Linked DNA regions of Homo sapiens: region 2 is linked to region 1. A link is an interaction called in ENCODE POLR2A ChIA-PET data of the cell type or tissue named here. Cell type or tissue: Panc1. All regions are shown on one strand. Each heading gives the region's core, and the rest is flanking DNA. Links, peaks and the distances in the headings are about the cores only. Region 1 has its middle 180 kb from the start of EVX1-AS. Region 2 has its middle 50 kb from the start of EVX1-AS.

The links. Peaks named below come from ENCODE experiments on the same cell type or tissue, not always from the same donor. Only the 100,000 strongest peaks of a DNase experiment are listed, where the experiment ranks them.
Region 2: POLR2A ChIA-PET joins it to region 1 with 8 read pairs; 2 of 35 experiments call an interaction of 5 or more read pairs at or near these places.

The regions. Positions count from the first base shown.
Region 1 is chr7:27,423,123-27,427,519 of GRCh38, forward strand. No RefSeq gene overlaps it. Among named protein-coding and RNA genes, the nearest start is that of EVX1-AS, 180 kb to the left of the region's middle. In Panc1, for the core only: no CTCF peak of the experiment used is centred there; no DNase peak of the experiment used is centred there; H3K27ac peaks cover 466 bases.
Region 2 is chr7:27,295,239-27,299,635 of GRCh38, forward strand. No RefSeq gene overlaps it. Among named protein-coding and RNA genes, the nearest start is that of EVX1-AS, 50 kb to the left of the region's middle. RefSeq lists a silencer at 61-290. In Panc1, for the core only: no CTCF peak of the experiment used is centred there; no DNase peak of the experiment used is centred there.

The DNA.
Region 1 (4,397 bases), core at 159-4,158:
AGGGTAGATTGAGCCCAGGAGGTCTAGGCTGCAGTGAGCTGTGATTGCACCACTGTACTCTAGCCTGGGCAATAGAGCCAGACCCTGTCTCAAAAAAAAAAAAAAAAAAAAAAAAAAAAAAAGAAAGAAAAAGAAAAGGAAAGAAACTGAGGACCAAAATGAGGACATGACTTTTGTGGCTGCTTTTTCTCCACCAAGCAACAAAGAGTGTCCACTAATCATGCAGGAGAATAGATCAAGTTCAGACAGAGCGTCCCCATCTACGATAACCATTACTATATACTAACAATGAAGAAAATAAAACAGCTCTGGAAAGCAAGGTGAGTCATCGTCAGCCGACCAGAAGCTGTGAACACCTGAACGTTTGCCAGTGTGGGCGTAGAGGAGCTGTTTGTGCTCATCAGTCCCTGGTTTAGGGCCTGGTACATGGTAGCTTCCCAGTAAACTCTTGTGGATGAATTAATGATTAGTGGCCAAATGTGAACGTAAGAAGCAGGGAGATGGAGGAGCACTCATCTGTTTGATGTGGCTGTGCTCTGCCAGCGTGCCTGTGCAAGTGTGTGTAAGACAGCTGGACCCTGCAGTGGAGTCTTTGCCGGCTTCTGGCTCCGGCAGAGCCTAGTGTAACTGCGCTTTCTGTCGGGTGGTCAGTTGAGTAGACTGGGTCATTTGCTAGCCTGCGATTGTAATATTTGCAAGTGCTGTGATGGTAAGGAACATCAGAACTTCAAAGATTACTTTTGTCAGGAATGTGTAGGAAGCAACATGGTTTTGTGGTCCCCAGTCACTTTGTGACTACGGCATTGTGGTCTTCAGACTTCACCTGTCTTGACTGATTAATTAAAGTTGGGGGTGGGACTGCTCCCAGCCTCTCACCATTTCCCAAGTGCACGCGCACGCGCGCGCGCGCACACACACACACACAGAGGTACATGCAACATATTTGTCATAAAACTTCATGCAGTCATTAAATAATACATACTGGACTTTTATGTGCCAGAGATCATGCAAGGGACCAGGAAAACCGCACAGAACACATAGCACTTGCCATGTGATGGCAAAGTATGGTCAAGTGCAGAGAGGAGAGGAAGACTCCTGAAGGCTGACATAATCAAGGAGAACTTCCCAGAGGAGGTGGGGATTGATCTAGGGAGAAATTAGATAGACAAAGAGATGAAAGTAGGGTACTTCATTGCACTTGTCATATTGACCTAGACTTAAAGCTTCAGGGAGAAAGTTTTCCAAATTAGGAGTTTTAATTTCCTTAAGGAAGTAACTGGCCTTGTTTTATCTTGTTTACACATGTCCCGGAGGTGCCTTGCCCGCAGGCAGCAGGAAAGGGTTCCTGGTAACTCCCTGTCTGACCTGAGCCAGAGGCTTGTCTCCCTCTCTGGCCTTGCTTTTTCTTCCTTAAACAGGGAAAAAATGATATTGACCTACCGTTGTGAGGGAAAACTGATACAAAATATGACAACACACTTCAGAGAGTGAGGTGCTCTTAGAAAAAAGAAAAGCCTAACGATAAGTATGCTGAGACACAGAAAACAATGGGTGGGAATAGAAAATTGGACTAAAATCATAGAAAGAGGTTTTAAAGATTTTCTCACTTCAGCATTTACAACACTCTATTATTGACTGTAGATTTTTTTCTTGCACTTGATTAGTCAGAAACCAGGCGAACACTCTCTAAAATCCTTGTACAGGTCAGACACTAGCAGAGTCCATATTCCTAAGGACCGAGCTGTTGAGCCACTCCCATGTTTGATTACTTCCCTTTTAGTTTTCATGCACACTCAGCTTGCACTATGTTTATTTGCCCTTGAAAGTATGAAGTCATTTTGTTTGTCTCTGGGGATTCCTCACACTCCCCACCCCTGTCACTGCCTTTGCCCCAAAATAGGTTCCTAACTTCCTGGGGGACGTGTTTAATGAGGATGTCTTGGCAAGAGAACTCCCTTAAGAGATCTTATAACATCAGAGCTGAGTCTGACTCCAGCCCCGATGAGATGTGGTCAGCTCACATGCCCAGTGGGTTCCAATTCCTCCCACCTTTCATGGTTCAGGATGGAGTTGAAACTCACCCTGGGAGTTCCCTGTACTCTTCTGGCTTGATTTATATAGCATAGAATAGTTTGTGTCTTTGAGTTTCCCCAGAAGTAGACCCAGAGACAAGGGTTCAAATGCAAATGATTTCTTTGGGCAGGGAAGGGAGTATCAGCAGGGGAGAGGGGAAACGGGACAGGGGAGGCAGCCAGTAAAAGGTGCGTGAGTAAGCCAGCTGCCCCAGTGGGCAGCTGGAGCCGAGTCTAGGAAATGGAGTAGGACATAGCCCATAATTAGACCTCCAGAGGTGAGCACACTGGGACATTTAGACACCAACTCCTGTCAGTCATTGGTTGAAGGCATTGAGGAGGGGTTGTTAATTCCGAGGAGAGGTGCTAGCAGCCGGAAGTCATCTGTCTTTTGGGGAGCACCCGGAAATGGTGGGGTCTGAGGGATGTGGATGGGACAGGAAGAGTATCTGTTAGGATTTGCATCATAACATTTATACTTTCTTGCCTAACGGTCCAAGTTCAGGGACATAGTAGCAGACTTATAGCACAATTACAAGCTTATAACATGATCGCAAATTTACACCAGGAGCCAGAGGATGACGAAAACAGCCCTTTGTTTCCCCTTTGGATCATTTATCACAGGAGACTGGGCCCACCCACTCAGACCCTGGAGGGGAGGCTTGTTTGTTGGTTTCATTCCTCTTGCTGATGATTGTGTCCACTTGGCCATATGTCCCGGTCTCAGCCAATGAAACCTGAGAGAAAGTTGAGGGTGGACGTGCGGGGAGTCTGGAAAACAGTGTTCTTGCTCGTAAGAGAGATACCTGGATGAGAGCATCTCTCTTTTTTGCTAGACGTCTTACAGTCGGGTTCTGATGCCTGGAACTTCTGCACCCACTTTGCCATCATGTGGGGTAATCACATCCAGAGGGCAGGATAATAGAAAGATGGAAAACAGGAAACCCTTGGGTCTTTGTGAGCCTCTGAGTTACAACCCTGGAGGCACCCGCCTTTGGACTTCTTGTTCTTTTAGTTCAAGACACTTTTGGTTGGGTTTCTTTCAGTTTAAGACACTTATATTCCTTGTGCCCAAAAGCATCCTAAATGATACAATGTCAGGTAACCGCGTGACTAGTGAGGAGAACCCCTACCATATATGAAAGCAAGTGAGTGTGGGACTGCATGGATAGAGTGAGTCAGGCTGGACGCCTGCTCCCAGCTTGTGTGTAGCTGTTTCAGTCAGCTTGGACTGCCACAGCATAATATCACAGACTGGGTGGCTTAAACAACGGTAACTTATTTTCCTATAGTTCTGGAGGCTGGAAGTCCATGCTCAGCATGTCAGCAGGGCAGGTTTCTGGTCAGGCCTCTCTTCCTGGATTTCAGAGGGCCACCTTCTCCCTGTGTCCTCACATGTCCTTTCCTCTGTGCCTGTACTCCTGCACAAAGCACTTCTGCATGACAGTGTGACGGTTGTCTTGACAAAAAGTACTGGTGTGATTGATGAAATTGGAGATAACAGTAATGGATATAATTTTTTAATATCCTATAATAAAATGTTGAAAGTATATTTTCCACATGACCAATGTATGATGTTTCAAAATTGTGTGTGGGTAAGTGATCTCATCAAAGTGAAAGAGATACCAATACATTGTAATGTAACAGAGTATGAAAAGTTCATTGATAATGGTTTTAGATTCCACATTGCAACTAACATTTAAGAAAGTGCTACTTGTCAAGTTTTGGTGTAATATCAAAGAAGAATTATCTGGAATTATCTGAAAAGCTAGTAATATGTAAGACCAGATTTTCTTTATATATGTCAACCAAAACAACAAAACATATTGCAACAGATTAAATTTAGAAGATAAGAAAATTGAACTCACCTCTACTTATTCAGACATCAAAGAGACTGGCAAAAATAAAAATTAATGTTACACTTCTCACTAATTTTTTTGTTTTAGAAACATTTTTCATAAAATTTTATTATTTCTGTTGATGTGAAATAGGTTTATTATTGTTATTTTGAAATGAATTAATAGATACATACTTTCTTAAATCTTAAGATATAGTATGGTAAATATTGATAAATATAGCCTAACTAAACAAAAGCTTTTCAGAGTTCATGATAATTTTTTAATCCAGTAAAGAGATCATGAGACTAAAAAGTTTGAGCATTTCTGACATAAATTAATGAAAACCGTCTGAATAGATAGCTCTGCCAGGGTTCTCAGTTGCAAACAACAGAAACCCCTCTAGCTAGCCAGTTCAAGCAGAAAAGAAATTTATTTAAGGATGTTAGCTCCCCAAAGCTAGATGTCTCCTCCAGCACCTTTCTGGAAA
Region 2 (4,397 bases), core at 188-4,187, 130 kb before region 1:
AATTTAGGATGAGATTAGTGAAGTAAAAATGGACATTTTGGCAGGTATTTTCTCTTTCAGGTGAGATAAAAACATCTTCGTATATTCCTCCTCTTCCCCAAATTGAGCATCTGTTTATGTGTGACTGGGCAGTTTGCCCTCCTCTATTAAAGTTGAAGCTATTTCCTGGTTAATTATTTCCTCTCTTAATTTGGCAAACATGTGTGGCATGCTGCTGTGTGCATGGTGCAGACTGTCATGAAAGACATAAGCAGGGCCAGTGAACTGCCCTGCCCTGGGCTATTGGAGAAGTAGCTCATTTCATGGGAAGTTTATTAATGTAAGTGCTGAACAACAATTCAAGGCAGCATTAAGGGAGGTATAACCAGGCTTGTAAGATCACGATATTCTCCTGAAGGAGATGGGGCTTGACCTGAGTCTTGAAGGATGGCAGAGAGTAGGCAAGGAGGACATCTCAAGTGGGGGAACTGGTGTAAGCTAAGGAATGAGGTTAATGAATGCAGTGTGTGTGTGTGTGTGTGTGTGTGTGTGTGTGTGTGTGTGTGTGTGTGTGTGTTTAAAGAGAGGAAGGCAATAAGACTAGACAGAAAGGTAAACCAGGAACAGATCATGGGAGATCTGGAATTCTATGTGTACTTAAATCTTGATCCAATAGATCATGGACATTATTAGAGAGCTTATTAATAGGTTGAGGGAAGAAATCTGACACCTGTAAAGCACCCATGATGTGCCAAGCTCTGTGCTTGGTCTTTTACTTACATAAATAATTTCATCTCAAAATTATCTCTCCAGGAAGCATCTTCATTTTTCAGCTTTAAGAAATGTTTTTATTATGGACTATTATGTGCCTCTTGATAAAAGTACAAAAATCACCCATAAAGTATTCTTGCCAAAAATAGAGCTTCTATGGCGTCAAGTCTCTAAATACTACCAATAGGTTACAGGCCAGCAGAGAACAGAGGAGCATGTTAAATGATACATGAAATACAAAAATACAATCCAGAATCCCAGAAAGTACAGGATGAAAACAATAAAAAAGATTAAGAAAATTGGAAAATTACAAACATATACAAAAAAAGAGAAAATAGTATAATAAACTCTCCATGTATCCATCACTTAGCTTCAGCAATTGTCAACTTATGGCCAATCTTGTTTCATTGATATCCCCTTTATCATCCCTCCAGTAATTACTTTGAAGGAAATCCCAGTTGTCACATCTCTTCAACCACAAATATTTCAATGTATGTCTTTAAAAGATAAAGACTCTTAAAAAAAATAACTACAGTGGGAAGCCGGGCACAGCGGCTCACGCTTGTGATCCCAGCAGTTTGGGAGGGCGAGGCGGGCAGATCACAAGGTCAGGAGTTCGAGACTAGCCTGACCAACATAGTGAAACCCCATCTCTACTAAAAATATAAAAATTAGCCAGGTGCGGTGGCATGTACCTGTAATCCCAGCTACTCAGGAGCCTGAGGCAGGAGAGTCGCTTGAACCCAGAAGGTGGAGGGTGCAGTGAGCCGAGATTGCGCCACTGCACTCCAGCCTGGTTGACAGACCGAGACTGTGTCTTAGAAAAAAAAAAACCACAGTACTATTATTGTTGCTGAATTAATAATAATTCCTTAATATCTATGTCATCAAATATCCAGCCATTGTTCACATTCGCTTGATTGTCACATATATTAAAAACAAATAATTTCTTTTGTTTCAATCACAATCCAAATAAAGCGTATACATTGAAAGTGGTTGTTATGTCTCTTAAGTCCCTTTTAATTGAAAAGCTCCTCCTCCGTTTCCTTTTTTCCCTTGGAGATTATTTGTTGAAGAAACTAGGATCCGTCCTGAGTGTTTGCACATTCTGAAGTTGGCTGATGCATGCCCTTCTTTAGTGCAATGTGTTTCCCTCCCCTTTGTTTTCCTGTAAACTGGTAGTGCTGGCTGTTTACAAGGGCTCGATCACATTCCAAGTCCATCTTTTGGTGACAATACTTAGAGGTCGTGATGTATATTTTCATGAGGAGGCACAAAATGGCTGGTTGTCTCTCGTTTTGTAGTTTATCTAATTTAAGCAACTCTGTAGCCAGGAAGTGGAGGAGCACTGAGAAGTTGACACTGAGGTCTCTGGTTCCAAACCTGCGCTCCAGCCGTCTCCTCCCATCGCCCTCTGAGATTAATCTGGCCGGGAGGACGGAAAGGGTCCATGGGGATGGAAGCTGGGAGCAGGGAGACGAATCCATCTCCACATTGATGTTCTGGACACTCCACTGGGCTCCAGCAGGCAGCGGTTGCAGTGATCCAGGAAGGCAGCAACAAGGGTGACCGCAGGGACTGTCATCTCTCTGAGGAGGAAGGTGCAAACCACAGGTCATATTTTGGTTCCTGTAATTATATTCAAAGGAGTCCCAGGTACCTGGTTATGCAGAAACCTCTAGGTTTTGGTGATTTTTGAATGCTCACCTGAACTCTTGGGGATAACAGAGGAATCAGAATTATGCAGAACTGTTAACAGAGAATTTTGGTGACTTTAAAAATGCTTTATTTCTTTGTACTGCACCTTTTGGATTTTTGGAAAATTTTGGAAAAGATGGAAAAATTTTTCTTCTTAAATTGTATAGGCTTACTGTTGTTTCAGATAACAGCATCACATGCTTATTAAGACACACACATACACACATACACACACCCTCCATCTCAGAAATGCTTACCATAAAAATCCTACCTGACAGATAAAGTGTGGAAGAAAATCTGCTAAACTGTTACCTCTAGTTATCTCTGGTAGTTGTGTGGGGAGGGGATCACAGGAGCTGACATTTAGTGCTAACTCTTGTGTTTGAACTTGTTTGAGCATGTAGTCTATTTGTCATTGGGAACTCCCCACCCAAAACCCAACCAATTTGGATGTGATGAAAAGTAATCATAATAAAATGGCGCCATATTAGACATGGTTTTACAAATTGCTTTTTAATTTAACACTATATCTAGGGAGGTGGAGTTATTATTGTATAGGCAGTTATGGTAGTTCTTTTTTTTTTTTTTTTTTTTTTGAGATGGAGTCTTGTACTGTCGCTTGGGCTGGAGTGCAGTGGCGCGATCTCAGCTCACTGCAACCTCTGCCTCCCAGGTTCAAGCGATTCTCTTTGCCTTAGTCTCCCAAGTAGCTGGTTTTATACCACGCCCGGCTATTTTTTTTTTTTTTTTTTGCGACGGAGTCTCTGTCACCCAAGCTGGAGTACGGTGGCGTGATCTCGGTTCACTGCAACCTCCACCTCCTGGGTTCAAGCAATTCTCCTGCCTCAGCCTCCTGAGTAGCTGGGACTACGGGCGCGTGCCACCATGCCCAGCTAATTTTTTTTTTTAGTAGAGACAGGGTTTGGGGTTTCACCATGTTAGCCAGGATGGTCTCAATATCCTGACCTCGTGATCTGCCCACGTCGACCTCCCAAAGTGCTGGGATTACAGGTGTGAGCCACCACACCTGGCCAACACTTGGCTAATTTTTTTGTACTGTTAGTAGAGATGGAGTTTCACTATGTTGGCCAGGCTTGTCTCAAACTTCTGACCTCATGATCCGCCCACTTCGGCCTCCCAAAGTGCTGGGATTGCAGGTATAAGCCACTGTGCCCGGCCTATAGTAGTTCTTATAACTATAGTTACTATGTAGGCATTGCTCAGAAATTGTAATCATGGAGGTAAAAAAATCGAAGGCATACTTCTTATTAATTGATCAGTGGTAGGCTTATGTAATTTATTAGTACAAATAATTGGTATGCTGCTTCGTTCTGGGAATCCAGAAGATCCAAGTCTTAATCCTGTTTTAAATTTGTTCTGCCTCCATCCTCTGCCTGGATTTGGCCGGCGTGCAGTCCAGGAAGCCCTGCAGCCAGTGGACTTTCTCAGGAAACCTCTTTCCATCATGGGCAAAGTGCTTGGCAGTGGTTCTCTTTCTTCTTTTCATCTTTTGCTCCCATAGACTACAAGACAGAATCTTCTTTCCAAATAACTTTTTTAAAAACTCCCCCATAGGATGTCAAGGTGAGACATTGTGACAAACCTATTTGACTTATTAATCATGTGCCAAGTGCTCAGGGCCAGAAGTGAACACTGTGGTTCAAGCAAAAGTAAAAAGCAGAGTCCCTGTCCTGAAGTTTCTAAATATATATTTTCCTAAATAACCCAGTGCTGAGCAGAAGCTGTCTTAACTTTGGTGGTACTTCTGGGGACTGAGTTCATCTCCCCTCTCTGAATTGCCAGGTTGTGGGATGAGTTCGGAAGTGAGGCTGCAGCCAGGGATTGAGCATTGGGTTTCTGCATGCATCTGCACATTTCCTCAAATGCAGTCCACAGGCCACAGTGCAATTAAACACCCAAACTGCCAAGTTGAGTTTCTGAATCCAGTA